3 separate regions of the Homo sapiens genome follow, and regions 1 and 2 are each linked to region 3. Evidence: chromatin contacts called from ENCODE Hi-C or POLR2A ChIA-PET data. All regions are on one chromosome and are shown on one strand. The core of a region is the stretch at or near the end of the contact, and the rest is flanking DNA. Distances in the headings are between cores, read along the strand shown. Region 1 overlaps FSTL3 (follistatin like 3). Region 2 holds the start of TPGS1 (tubulin polyglutamylase complex subunit 1). Region 3 overlaps HCN2 (hyperpolarization activated cyclic nucleotide gated potassium and sodium channel 2).

The links. Hi-C counts contacts between places; a loop is a spot of excess contacts on that map. ChIA-PET counts read pairs that join two places held with the same protein, here RNA polymerase II (POLR2A). Pooled maps may share reads with other maps.
Region 1: a loop to region 3 is called in a map of naive thymus-derived CD4-positive, alpha-beta T cell, with 9 times the contacts of the local background. The contact joins two enhancer-like sites. A Hi-C loop is called at or near these places in 3 of 168 maps with a recorded cell type or tissue (CD4-positive, alpha-beta T cell and naive thymus-derived CD4-positive, alpha-beta T cell), 4 of 37 single-sample maps with no recorded cell type and 12 of 50 pooled maps. POLR2A ChIA-PET finds 5 or more read pairs at or near these places in 4 of 52 experiments (CD4-positive, alpha-beta T cell, CD4-positive, alpha-beta memory T cell, T-cell and 1 more).
Region 2: a loop to region 3 is called in a pooled map, with 7 times the contacts of the local background. The contact joins the promoter of TPGS1 here to the enhancer-like site in region 3. A Hi-C loop is called at or near these places in 1 of 168 maps with a recorded cell type or tissue (naive thymus-derived CD4-positive, alpha-beta T cell), 1 of 37 single-sample maps with no recorded cell type and 9 of 50 pooled maps. POLR2A ChIA-PET finds 5 or more read pairs at or near these places in 9 of 52 experiments (CD4-positive, alpha-beta T cell, CD4-positive, alpha-beta memory T cell, activated CD4-positive, alpha-beta memory T cell and 5 more).

What each region holds. Positions count from the first base shown.
Region 1 is chr19:679,203-683,457 of GRCh38, reverse strand. It overlaps FSTL3 (follistatin like 3), which reads right to left. Exons shown (of 5, transcript NM_005860.3): 3 at 2,969-3,184; 4 at 1,898-2,125; 5 at 73-1,808. The coding sequence ends at 1,750. Among named protein-coding and RNA genes, the nearest start is that of FSTL3, 4.9 kb to the right of the region's middle. RefSeq lists enhancers at 1,427-1,975, 1,976-2,525, 4,210-4,255 and silencers at 2,346-2,445, 2,636-3,415, 3,446-3,755. Within about 2 kb of position 2,482, at least 41 of the 41 ENCODE cell types and tissues checked have a DNase peak (open chromatin) inside an H3K27ac peak, as active enhancers do.
Region 2 is chr19:504,441-508,835 of GRCh38, reverse strand. TPGS1 (tubulin polyglutamylase complex subunit 1) reads right to left here and starts at 1,339. Exons shown (of 2, transcript NM_033513.3): 1 at 992-1,339. The coding sequence starts at 1,329. It overlaps MADCAM1-AS1 (MADCAM1 antisense RNA 1), which reads left to right and starts at 947. Exons shown (of 3, transcript XR_936221.4): 1 at 947-1,460. MADCAM1 (mucosal vascular addressin cell adhesion molecule 1) reads right to left here. Exons shown (of 5, transcript NM_130760.3): 5 at 3,493-4,091. The coding sequence ends at 3,871. RefSeq lists enhancers at 1,194-1,533, 1,406-2,263 and a silencer at 2,064-2,193.
Region 3 is chr19:606,799-610,894 of GRCh38, reverse strand. It overlaps HCN2 (hyperpolarization activated cyclic nucleotide gated potassium and sodium channel 2), which reads right to left. Exons shown (of 8, transcript NM_001194.4): 4 at 2,713-2,931; 5 at 490-636. LOC107987266 (a long non-coding RNA gene) reads left to right here. Exons shown (of 2, transcript XR_001753828.2): 2 at 1-955. Among named protein-coding and RNA genes, the nearest start is that of HCN2, 19 kb to the right of the region's middle. Within about 2 kb of position 1,759, at least 5 of the 41 ENCODE cell types and tissues checked have a DNase peak (open chromatin) inside an H3K27ac peak, as active enhancers do.

The DNA.
Region 1 (4,255 bases), core at 1,233-3,732, 72 kb before region 3:
TCCCACAGCCGTGGGGGCGGCCTGAAGCCTTGAGAGAGGAGACAAACTGAGGCCTGGACACCCCAAAATGGCTTGAGTCTTTATTTCCTTGGTGAGGCAGGGCCCCAGGGTGGGGTGGGCTGCCTGGCTGAGGCTCCTGTAGACCCACCAACCTAGGGGCACTTTTCTGGGCACCACAGGTAAGGCACTGCCTGGGGGCTGGAGGAGGCTGGAGGAGGATGCCCAAGCTCCCCACATTCCTCACCCCAGACCGGGGAAGCTGGATATCCTCCGTGTTGTCCTCTCCCCATAGCTGGTCTGAGGCTGTGGTTTACACGCAGGCACAGGTAGGCGATTCTGAGCATCAACGCAGATGGAGGGGAGGGTGAGCCGTCGTGGGAGAACTGGCCCAAGACCAGCACCTGGCTGGTGTCGCCAGCCCCGGCTGCATTGGTGGGTGAGGCAGGTCTGGCTGGAGTCTGGGTCTGCAGGCCTGGCCGGGGCAGGTTGTGGGGGACCAAGGAGCCCTGGGTGTGAACCCCACTGTGGAGGCAGCAGGCACCTAGTGGTGCCACTGGGACACCCGGCTCCAGGACTCCGGATGTCACACATGCGTGAGTCTTGGCGTCTACACCCCCCTCGGGGCCAGTGGGTGAGCAGTGGCCCGTGGTCCCCGCCAGAGCTCCCCCAGAGTGGACTTGGCTCCGCCGGACACAGTGCCCTGCTCTGAGCTGCCGCTGGCTGCTCCACGTCTGAGACCACGCGACGTTGCCTCATGAACTGACGTGGACAGCAGCAGGGGAGACGCTGGGTGGTTCTGTGGCCAAGCACAGCCCGTGTCAGGAGCACAGGCCGTGCCCTTTCCCAGGGGGCACACTGGGCATTTCTCAATGGCCTTCACAGGACGCAAAGGGGCACACAGAGGCAGTGGGGAAGCTGGAGTTCTTGGGCTGGCAGGGAATGGTGGCAGCCTTCTTGGCCTTCATGAAGGGCCTGGCTTGCTGGGCTAAGGTCACAGTGTTCTGAGGTCCCCACACGCACTCAGACTAGACCCTCCGTACACACCCAGGCTAGACCCTCCATACTCACCCAGGCTAGACCCTCCATACACACCCAGGCTAGACCCTCCATACTCACCCAGGCTAGACCCTCCATACACACCCAGGCTAGACCCTCCATACTCACCCAGGCTAGACCCTCCATACTCACCCAGGCTAGATCCTCCATACACACCCAGGCTAGACCCTCCGTACTCACCCAGGCTAGACCCTCCGTACTCACCCAGGCTAGACCCTCCGTACTCACCCAGGCTAGACCCTCCGTACACACCCAGGCTAGACCCTCCGTACACACCCAGACTAGAGGCTTGGGGCTGAGAAAAGCAGTCATGCCTCTTCAGGAATTACCAGCAGAGAATGCCCAGCCCTCTTGATAGTAGCAATAATTAATAGGTTTATCCCCAAAGGAGCGGAAGTGTGGAATCCTCCCCGGCAATAGGTCTTAGGGTAGGGGCTGGGGCATCCTAGAGAAGGGCCCTAAATCAGGCGCTCAGTGTCCGGAACGCAGGTCTATCCCACCCACCAGCCGGCCCCCAGGCCTCCCTTCCTCAGTCCTTCCAGGATATCGTCAGGGAGGTTCTGGGATCCCCAAGTGGTCCGAATCCGGGCTCTAAGGAGTGTCCGTGGCATATAAATTAGACTCTGCTGTGGCAATAAATAACAGGGGATGATGGGGGGCCTCGGGCACCAGGCCCAGGCCTGTCCTGCAGGCTCACACGAAGTTCTCTTCCTCTTCTGCAGACTCACCACCTGGCGGCTCCTCAGGGGTGCCTGCAAGGGTCGATAAGAGCATTGAGGGCGCAGGGCAGGGGGTTCTCCGGCCCCCAGGACAGGCCTGTGCCCCCGCCCTGCGTCTGCACCTGCGCAGCTGCCCGCGTGGCGCACGCCGATGGAGCGGCCCAGGAAGCAGGTGGCCTGGCGCATGTGGCACGAGGAGATGTAGGTGACGTTGTTGTTGCCGCAAAGCTCCTGGCCGGGGCTGGAGGGCACAGGGCAGGGCGCCGCTCGACACACCACGCAGTGGGCGCTGCCCGTCTGGTCCACGACGCACGACTGTGGCCGCGGGCACACCACGTGCTCACAGGACTCTGCAGGCCGGGTGCCAGGGGAAGTTCAGGGGACATCTCGCTGAGAACCCCGCAGGGCTCTTGGCCCCAAGACCCACCCTTAACCCCCAAGATGCGAAAACCCTCTGGTAGGAGACACAAGCACCCCCCCGCCCCCCGTGAGCCCCCCTCTCCATTCCACCCCTCAGGCTCCACCCACAAGCCCTGCCCTTCCCATTGTACCCAGGAGCCACACCTCTTTCGTGAGCTCCTGCCCCTTATGCTACCCAAAGCCCCGCCCCTCCGCGACTGCGGGGCCGCCCACCCAAACTCCACCCACAAATCCCCGCCCATCTCCACCCAGGAACCACGCCCCAGCCAAGAGCCCCGCCCCTTACATGACCCAGTCTCACCCCCCTGGTTCCATCATGCCCCTCTGGTTACACCCACAAGCCCCTCTCTGAGTCACGCTCCCGCTCTGACCATGCCACATACCTCTTGCCCAGTGTGAGCCCCCAGAGGCCCACTATTTTCCAAATCCCAACCCTACAAAAGACCCTACCCCGTGATACTCCCTCGGAAGTATAAAGACGCCCTTACTCAGGCCCCACCGCCACCCATGTGACCTGTCCTGGGCTGGAGGCCCCGCCCCTACGCACTGCGGCAGCGGCCCCGCCCCTCCAGCAGGCCCCGCCCCTCCAGCAGGCCCCGCCCCCGCAGGCCTGGCCCTCACGCATTGCGGTAGCAGCCCCGATACGTCACGCTCAGGTCCGGGTGGTCCCGCCCCAGGCCCCGCCCCCGCCTACTGCGGCAGCAGCCTCGATACATGACGCGCAGGTCCGGTAGGTCCCGCCCCGCCCCTCCACAGACCACGCCCCCACGTACTGCGGCAGCGGCCCCGGTACATGACGCTCAGGTCCGGGTGGCCGCGGCAGCGCGCGGCGCGCAGCTCGCACTCGTCGCGGTAGGTGGCGCCGTCTGAGCCGCAGACCTGCAGCCGCGCCGGGAGCCCCGAGCAGTCGGGCGCGCACTCGCAGCGCGGGCGGCCCCCCAGCATGCGGCACGCCTTGCCCGGGCCGCACTCCACGCCGTCGCACGAATCTGCGGACAGAGGACACGCGCGTGGGGCCGGGCGCGGGAGGGTCCCGGGCGTGGGGCCGCGCGAAGGCCTCGGGGCCCCTCCCTGCGCCCCTTCTGCAGGGCGGAGGCGGGGGCGCCGTCCCAGGTCAGGGTCAGTCGGAGTCGGGGCCCTCGGGTTCCCAGGGGCAGGGCTCAGGGTCCGGGCGCGGGACCGGTGGGGCCGAGGTCCGCGCTGCGCCTGCGCTGGGGGGCGGGGGCTGGGCTCGGTGCGCGCGGGCCGGGGCGGGGGGGGGTCTCTGCCCGGAATCGGGGTCCAGCGGAGCTACGCAGCCCCGGGCCGCTCCTCCTTGCAGCTGGCTGACGTCTGCTCCCGATGCACGCGCTCTTCTGGGAAGGCCGGAGGGGCCCCAGCTGCGTCAGCCTGGGGTGTTCCGCCCTTGCCAGGCGCGAGTCTGGGGCTGCCAGGACCTTCCCCCAGGAGGCGTCGGGGAGGGCGGGGCGCTGGACGGCCCTCCTGGCCTGGGGAGCGATTCCAGGGGAGGGGGCCCCCCACAGCCCTAGGCCTCTGAACCAGGAGCTGCCCCGCAGCCCCGCTGCTCAGACAGGGATATTGAGGTCCTGCTAGGGAAGCTCTCTCTGGGGTCCCCGCCCCCGCTTTCAATGTGAATGCTCATCGCCTCCTAGGCTTATCGCATCTTCCCAAGTCATCATTTTACAGATGGGGAAACTGAGGCCGGGTCGCAGCTATGAGTGCAGGGGCCCAAGCACCTCAGTTTGAAAGCTGCAGCCAGGACCCAGATGACCAACCCCCTTTCTGTTATCTGGGGGTCTGGTAGGGCCTCTGAACACAGCTGTTGAGTTTATGTGCCAGCCTCAGTTTCTCTGTGTGTAAAGTGGGGCTGACGAGGGAGCCCCACTTCCAAGGCAGTGCGGCACTCCTTAGGGGATGGCCAGCGCCCGCCACGCAGCCCTTGCAGGGCATGTGGGCCGCACCTGGGCGGCCCCGGCACAGCGGCTCACAGGCACATCTGGAAATGCTCGGCCAGGGTGGCTTTTATGCGAGCGAGAACGGAAGGGGGCCTGAGTTCCGTC
Region 2 (4,395 bases), core at 90-2,589, 100 kb after region 3:
ATGATCTTGGACACCTGTGCACCCTGAACGTGGTAGGGGGGACACTCCCCATCTCTCTTCTCCCCCCGAACTTCTCTGGGACTCTGGCGAGGGCTGCCATGGTGGGCGCTTATGCCCTGGTTATGAGGCTGAAAGGGCACCTTTGCTTGGCATCCTTCCCTGCCTGCTCTTCCCACCCCCTTCCTGGGTTCTCTTGGGCGCACCCCCTTGTAAAATCACCTGCACACACAATGCCTACCTCAGGCTCCGCTTCTGGGGACCCCCCCCCCAACAAAAGACATCAGCCCATCCATCCCCAACGCCAACAGATAGTCCCCAACCACCTTCCCTGGGCTCAGAACTGGCCCCAGCCAGGGGACACCGCGCGTAGGCACCTGCAGCCTCGCATGCTTCAGCCAAATTCCGTGGCTTTCCCGCCTCCCGTGTGCCCCACACTCGGGGTCTAAATTTGCACCTGCTGGGCCTCTTCCCTGCAACCCGCCCGCACATCGCCAGGCTCTTCCAGGAATCCCCACCTGCCCGCTGGGAGCCTGTCCCCTAAGATGGGGGCCCTGGGTGACTGCGCTGCTCTCTGTAAATATTCACGTTCTGGCTGAATGGACGGGGATAACATGAGGCTGCTAAGGAGGCGACTAGGAGGACCTGGCTCGGGGGCTGGCTCTGCGACCTCGGGCCAAGTCCTCTTGAGCTGCACGATTTTGAAAATCATGAACTGCAAGGGGAAACTCAGCACCTGCAAAAAGGCATCACAGAAGGCGAAGCCGGCCAGAAGGACTCGCGCCGCATGCAGCGCGCTGCCTAGCGCCGGACCGAAGCCCGGACCCTCCAGCCCACCTTGTCCGATCCATCCCACCCAAGAAGGCATCGCGCACTACAACTCCCAGCAAGCCCCGGGCCCCTGCGCCGGCGCTGCGGGTAGGGAGCCGCGCGCGGCATGCTGGGAGTTGAAGTCCATCGCTGCCCCACCCGCCCAAGCCGGCCCACTGCGCACCTCTGGGAGTGGTGGGCCAGGCGAAGGTGCCATAGCGCGCGGCCCAGGCGCTGCTGCTGCAGCAGGAGCTGGCCCGGGGGCTCCCCGGCGCCGCCGTTTACAGGCGAGCGCAGGCCCATGTTCTCGAAGTAGTGAGCCAGGAAGGCGATCGGCTCCTCGGGCCGCGCCTCCAGCACCTTCAGCAGGGCCGCACGTAGCATTTCCGTCACGCCGACCTGCCGCAGGAAGTCCTCCTCGCTCTCGGCCGCCCCCGCCGCCCGGGATACCGACTGGCGGCCGCTGTCCGTGAAACCGGCCGGCGGTGGTACCGCTTGCCGCCGCTTCTCCACTGCCGCCATCTTCGCTGAGGGCAGCGGGACCGGAAGCACCGCCATATTCCACTGTGCGCTAGAGCCCCCCCAAGGCGGCCATCTTGATTAAGGGCAGAGGGCACCGGTATCCCGCTGGGAGACTTTGGGAAGTGACAAGGGTACGCTACCACTTTCCTTGTGTCCTTATTGGCACTCTCTCTTCTCCTCCCTCTTTGTGTATATTGATTGGCTCTCCTGGCTTTGGCCTCGGTCCTGAATTTTGCCAGACTCCAAAATGGCTGCCTCGGAAGTGCTTCGTTTCTGGCACAAAGCCGGATTGCTTGCCATTTGGGTAGTGAGCGAGTCCTTCATTAGCATGGTCTCCTAGCAACCAGTCTCCCTGGTTAGCAGAGAAGCCTGACGGAGCATGCGCGGGGCTGGACCTGCCCAGGACTGCTGGACCCAGCCCCGCGCCCGGCCCCCAGACCCTTTTCTCATGTTCATCTCTGAGCCTTGGTGCTGGGGGTCGAGCTCAGCCTGGCCTTCCGCCTAACTCAGTCAACGTCTGAGTGCGTAGCTCACCTCGTGGGAGAAGCCCCCTCCCCAGCTCCGCTGCAGCTGCGCTGAGCCCCTATTGGCGGCCACACGGGCGAGCATCCCGCGCTGTTACCCCCTGACCGCCAGAGGGAGCTTTCTGACACCGCAGCCTCCAGAGCTGTAAACTCTGCCATGGCTCTCCAGGGCCCCCGGGCTGGCACCTCCAGGCCTTCATCGCCTGACCTCGCTTCCGGCCGCCCTCCCGGCCCTCCCAACCCTCCGCAGCCCGCAGCCACCTCAAAACACAAGCAGTCTCCTCCATAAGCCGCCTCTGGGTGTGTTTCCCCAGGCGACCTCTGTGGATCTTCCCTCACTGCTTTCGGGGACTCCTGGTTAAGCTTCTCACCGAGGAAACCACTAAGCCCTCGCGTTTCCCCGCCCCGGGCAGAGCTTGCTGGGTGCCGTCCCCGTCCCTCAGGGGCGTTGCCCCGGGCAGGGGGCAATGAGAGCTGTTTGCCGGGGGACCGTTCCACCATCCTCCCAGCACAGGAATCTCTGGCGGGCAGACCAAATGCCCTTTGTAAAACGTGAAGTAGAGGTTCCTCTTCAAATGAGACTTTCCTCCCCATCTAATTAGGAATAAATAGTAACTTCTCTTAGAAGCAAAATGTATTCAAAGGCCTGTGGTAGGCCGGGCGCGGTGGCTCACGCCTGTCATCCCAGCACTTTGGGAGGCCGAGGCGGGCGGATCACGAGGTCAGGAGATCGAGACCATCCCGGCTAACACGGTGAAACCCCGTCTCTACTAAAAATACAAAAAATTAGCCAGGCGTGGTGGCGGGCGCCTGTAGTCCCAGCTACTCGGGAGGCTGAGGCAGGAGAATGGCGTGAACCCGGGAGGCGGAGCTTGCAAGTGAGCCGAGATCGCGCCACTGCACTCCAGCCTGGGCGACAGAGCGAGACTCTGTCTCAAAAAACAAACAAACAAAAGACCTGTGCTAACATTCTTTGTTAATTAATTGTTAATGTTATATTGAATATATATAATGTAATAAGGAAATCAACATACTTTATGTTCTTAGTGCCCACAATGTAGGCTAAATATCTGCCCTGGCATGCTTATACTGGTCCAAGCAAGCATTAGGTCATAACCTGTTCCTCTTCCTTATTTGAAGGTGTTTTTACCTTTCTTAGCATTCCACAAGCTACTTCTTCCTTCCTTTGTTCTCCTCTGCCTTTGCCTCTTTTTAAAAGTTCCAAGCTGCTAGCCGATCGGGATAAATACAGAATGTGAGGTCCCGTTCCAGCCAATGGAAACCGTCCCGTTCCAGCCAATGGAAACCGGACAGAGCAGTAGGGTGGACGCGTCAGGTTATAAATGACCCTGTCTCCTTTGTTCTGGATACTCTCGTGGCAAAACTGCTGGCCAGTGTACCCTTTCTGCAGAAAGTAAAACAGTGGCCTTGCTGAGGAAATGACATTTATATTCAAGTGCTATTTCTTTACGGCACCGGGGAACAAGCATTTCTAACACTTTCTTCTCCAGCCCCGGACTGTGGGATGAGGGAGATGGAGCCATCAGGGCAGGACCCACAGTCAACCCTCTGCTGTCCGGAGCCCTCAGACCTCTCCTCTCCACGGAGTGGGTGTCAACTGAGAAAACTGACACGTTTGTATCATTTTAGGAGGTTTATTTGCCAAAGCCTCAGGAGGTCCTGACGACAGGGGCCCAGGGTGGTCAGGGCACAGCTTGGTCTTACGCATTTTTAGGGAGACGTGAGACATGAATCAATGTATGTAAAAAGTACGTGGTTCCGTCCAGAAAGGTGGGGACCACTCAGGGAGGGGCTTCAGGTCATGGGTAGGTGAGACAAACAGTGGCCTTCTTTTGAGTTTCTGATGAGCTTCTCCAAAGAGGCAATCAGAACATGCATCCATCTCTGTGAACAGAGGGATGACTTTGAGTAGAATGGGAGGCAGGTTTGCCCTGACCAGTTCTCAACTTGAAGGGGTCCAAGCTATTTTGCTTTCACAGGGGGAAAGGCTGGCCACTCAGGAGGGGCTGATCCCGACCTGGCCGGTCCCCCTTAACCCAGCCCAGGCCGACACCTGGGGCAGAAGCCTCAGAGAAGCTGGTGGGTGGGTGTCGTCCTCAGCCAGGTGCCGGCAGCGTTTCCAGAGGTGATAGGTGGGCAAGGCCAGGAGCAGCAGTCCCAGCACCGCACTGCTGGTCCACAGAGCCGCGGGCAGCTGGTCACCCGCAGGTTTGGACGCTGGGGAGAGAGTGCAGGAGACCCCGGTCAGAGCCCTCCAGGCCTCTGCAGGCTTGGGAAGGGAGGAGCCCCTCAGAGGCTACACGTGCTTCCAAAGTTACCACGTTCCCTGAAATTTCACAAAGGACTTTACCATGACCCTTTTGAAATGCGCATAGCACCTTAGAGTTTAGAAATGGGCAGTCCAGGCCAGGCGGGGTGGCTCACGCCTGAAATCCCAGCACTTCGGGAGGCCAAAGCGGGTGGATCACGAGGTCAGGAGTTCGAGACCAGCCTGACCATGGTGAAACCCTGTGCCTACTAA
Region 3 (4,096 bases), core at 510-3,009:
CTTGATGTTGGGCTTCCGGCCTCCAGGACGGTGGGAGGCCGAATCTCCGCTGTTCAAGCCACTCAGCCTGTGGGTATTTGTTCCCGCAACCCTGGGAAACTTGCCCAGGGTCACTCAGGCTACCGGAACAGAGCTGGGAGTTAAACCCGCTCCAATCAGCCTCAGTGCCCCCAGGACCTGGTGCTCAGCGGGGCCTCTGCGGCTCCTCCCTCCCCACCCCCTGCCCTGCTTCTGCCCCGCCCTGTCAGGCACAGACCCAGGCAGTTCTGCTAAGGGGGCAGCGGGAAGCAAGGCGGGGGTGGCGGGGGTCCTGGGGGTGCAGAGGCTCACGGGGCGGGGAGGGGAGGGTGTGTACGCAGGTCTAGCTCGAGTCCCTCCTGCTGCAGCCTAGGCACCTCGCCTCCCTCAGGGACCGGCTCCTGGGCTCCAGGAGAGGGAGGCCGGCCCTGTACCGGAGGCTGCCTCCCGCCCGCCCGGCGCCCGCCTCACCTCCCGCAGGGGCCCGTTGAGCTCGCCCAGGATGCTGTCCTCGTCAAACATCTTGCCCTGGTAACGGTGCTCATAGTAGTCGTGGATCTTCTGGCGGAAGTCAGCTGGCAGCTTGTGGAAGGACATGTACTGCTCCACCTGCTTGTACTGTGGGGAGGAGGCGAGGCTGGGTCAGACACCGCCCCCGGCCTGCAGCGGGCACAGGGGCACCTGCTTGTACTGTGGGGAGGCGAGGCTGGGTCAGACACCGCCCCCAGCCTGCAGCGGGCACACGGGCACCTGCTTGTGGGTCAGACAGCCCCCCGGCCTGTGGCGGGGAGATAGGCCTTCACACCTGCTTGTACTGTGGGGGGTCAGGGCTGGGTCAGACAAAGCCCCCGCCCACAGCGGGGAGACAGGCCTCCGCCACACACAGGGGCGGCCAGATTCAACAAGAGCAAATAAACATGCTTCTATTTAAATCAAAGTTGAATTCGTTTCAATGATAAATTCCATTTTTTTTTTCTGAGACACTGTCTCGCTCTGTGGCCCACGCTGGAGTGCAGTGGTGCAATCACAGCTCACTGCAGCCTCCGCCTATGGGCTCAAGCAATCCTCCCACCTCAGCCTCCTGAGTAGCAGGGACTGCAGGTGTGCGCCACCACGCCTGGCTGATTCTTTTATTTTTTGTGGAGATGAGGTCTCGCCATATTGCACAGGCTGGTCTTGAACTCCTGGGCTCAAGGGATCCTCCCACCTCGGCCTCCTGAGTAGTGGGGATTACAGGTGTGCACCACCCTGCCCTGCTAATTTTTTAATTTTTTGTAGCGATGAGGTCTCGCCGTGTTGCTCAGGCTGGTCTTAAACTCCTGACCTCAGGCGATCGGCCTGTCTCGGCCTCCCAGAGTGCCGGGATTACAGGCAGGAGCCACTGCACCAGGCCGGGTGCCCTGAACTTTATCTAGCAACCCTATCCCTGAGGAATGGGTGGGCACCTGACTCTACGAGGAGAGGCCCCAGGTACCCTGACACACAGGACCCCCTTCCCGGGGGCTCTGGCCCTTCCCTGATGATCTTTCCAGAAACCATCGGGTCAGCCCCTCCTGAGCAGGGAAGGGAGCGTGGGTGCTGGGCGGGGGTGCCAGGCCCTGCTGTCCCCAGGACGGTGCCCCCCGGCAGCTCCAGCCTCACTTCCGCCCCAGCCCCGCCCGGCCGCAGCTGCCCTGAGCTCAGCGGAACCCGTGACGGCGGGCGGGTGGTGGCACCAGCTTATGTTTGGGTGTGAGGCCCGTGGCTTCCGGACAGCAGGGCGCCTGGCACGGGGCCCAGCTGACCCAGCCAGCCACTGCTCGGGGCGCGGGAGAGGGGGGCACTTGGCTCCCAGCCAGGACCAGCCAGCCGCCTAACATGGGGAAACTGAGGCACAGAGTGGTGCATGAGGCCCAACTCCAGGGGCTGCCAATGGGGCCAATCCTAATCTCCCTCCACCCCTCCCAGCTCCCCCGTGTCCCCTCCACTGCCAAGCCTAGGATTAACCCAATGGACGCTGCAGGCCAGAGGCCGCATCTGAGCAGTGGGGCAGCCTTGCTCTCCCTGAAGCCTGGCCCTGACTGCCGGCCACCGGCGTGTCCTGAAGCAACCCCAGGCCTCTCAGACCCCGCCAGGCCCTTCCCTAACCCAGCCCCATCCTGAGCCGGCCTAGAGACCCCCAGGTGGGCCCAGCCTCCTGGCAATGCCCCTTCAGCCCGGGGGCTTCCCGATGTCCAAAGACTGACCCTGTCCTGCCCTGATCCCAACTCACCCCTTCCTGCCCAGCCTGCATCCCCTCCCCAGCCCCCGCCCCACGTCCATCTCCAGGCTCTGGACCTCCCTCCCTGTCACAGGGTCAGAGAACCTCTCACCACCGGCCGTTTCTCCTCCTAATCACAGCCACAGACCCCCAGGGTCCCCTGCTCCCCATCACGCGGTCTCTGCCCTGAGCGCGCCACTTGAAGCTGAGTGAAGGGCTGAGACTGCCTCTCCCCTCAGACCCCGGGGCCGGGCCCGCCCCTCCCCTCAGACCCCGGGACAAGGACTACCTCCGCCCTCAGACCCCAGGGCAAGGCCTCCCTCCAGCCTCAGACCCCAGGACCGGGCCTGCCTCCCTCCATCAGACCCCAGGGCCTGGCCTGACTCTCTCTCAGACCCCAGATCCAGGCCCGCCTCCCCCATCAGAACCCAGGCCGGGGCCCGCCTCCCTCAGACCTTCTCCTGGTACTGGCGCCGCGAGGAGTCCAGCGACTGGATGAGGGCAGTGGCGTGGCCGATGAACATGGCGTAGCAGGTGGCACCCACAATCATGCTGAGCATGGTCAGCCAGATGTCCGTCATGCTCTCGGGCGCCTGCCGGCCGTACCCGATGCACAGCATGTGGCTCATGGCCTTGAAGAGTGCGAAGGAGTACAGTTCACTCCACGAGTGGTTCTGCAAGGCCAGCAGGAGGGGCGGTGGTGGGCAGGTGCTCACGCCCCAGGAGCCCTCGGTCCTCAAGGGCCCAGCGCCCACCCTCTGCCAAGCACTGGAGGTGGTGAGCTCCCCATGTTCAGAGGTAACCAAGAGAAATGGAGACCCAGGTAGATGACATGGTTTGCACACTTGTCACAGTGAGTTGGCAGGAGGGCCAGGGCTGATTCTACCTGCCCGCTTCACTCCTGGGGAAACTGAGACCCCAAGGGCGAGAGTCTGGGTCCCGCCTTTTGCAGCCTCTGAGATCAGAGCATCTGTGAGGTCAAGAGGGGGCAAAAGTTCCAGGGAGCATCTGGGCCAGAGCAGAGGGGCAGGGCGGGCAGAGACACCAGGCCGGCCCAGGAGGTCCTGCCGCACCAAGTCCTCAGCTGACCCGGCCGGGAAAGGGGAGCCGCGGGGCTCTGTTCAGGAAATGGGACCGCATGTGCGGGTGGCAGCCAGACAATGGGCTGCCTCAGCCTGGGCAGCTGTGCCAGGCTCTGGGGAGGGGCACTGGCGGGTCTTCCCTCTGTAGCTCCTGACCCCATCAATGCCCACCTGCTCTGTGTCCAAACCAAACACATCCCAAGTCCCATATGTGGCTGGACGCTGGGGCACAGCACTCCCCAGGCAGGGACAAAGGCTCACTGGCCACTAACCTGACTGTAGCGGCCGAGGGCTCCCATAACTAACCCTTCTTAACAGTCAGCACATCTCAGCTAGGAAGCAAGGAGTATCTGGGACCTAACTTCATTTATTATTCCTTCTTTTTTGACGGAGTTTCGCTCTTGTCGCCCAGGCTGGAGTGCAGTGGCACGATCTTGGCTCACGGCAGCCTCCGCTCCCGGGTTCAAGCGATTCTCCTGCCTTGGCCTCTCAAGTAGCTGGGATTACAGGCATGCGCCACCACGCCAAGCTAGTTTTGTATTTTTAGTAGAGACGGGGTTTCTCCATGTTGGTCAGGCTGGTCTCAAACTCCTGACCTCAGGTGATCAGCCCCACCTCGGCCTCCCAAAGTGCTGGGATTACAGGCGTGAGCCACCGCGCCCGGCCTCTTCCTTTTGCTTTTACTTATTTTTATTTATTTTTTTTGAGACAAAGTCTGGCTCTGTTGCCCAGGCTGGAGTGCAATGGTGTGATCTCA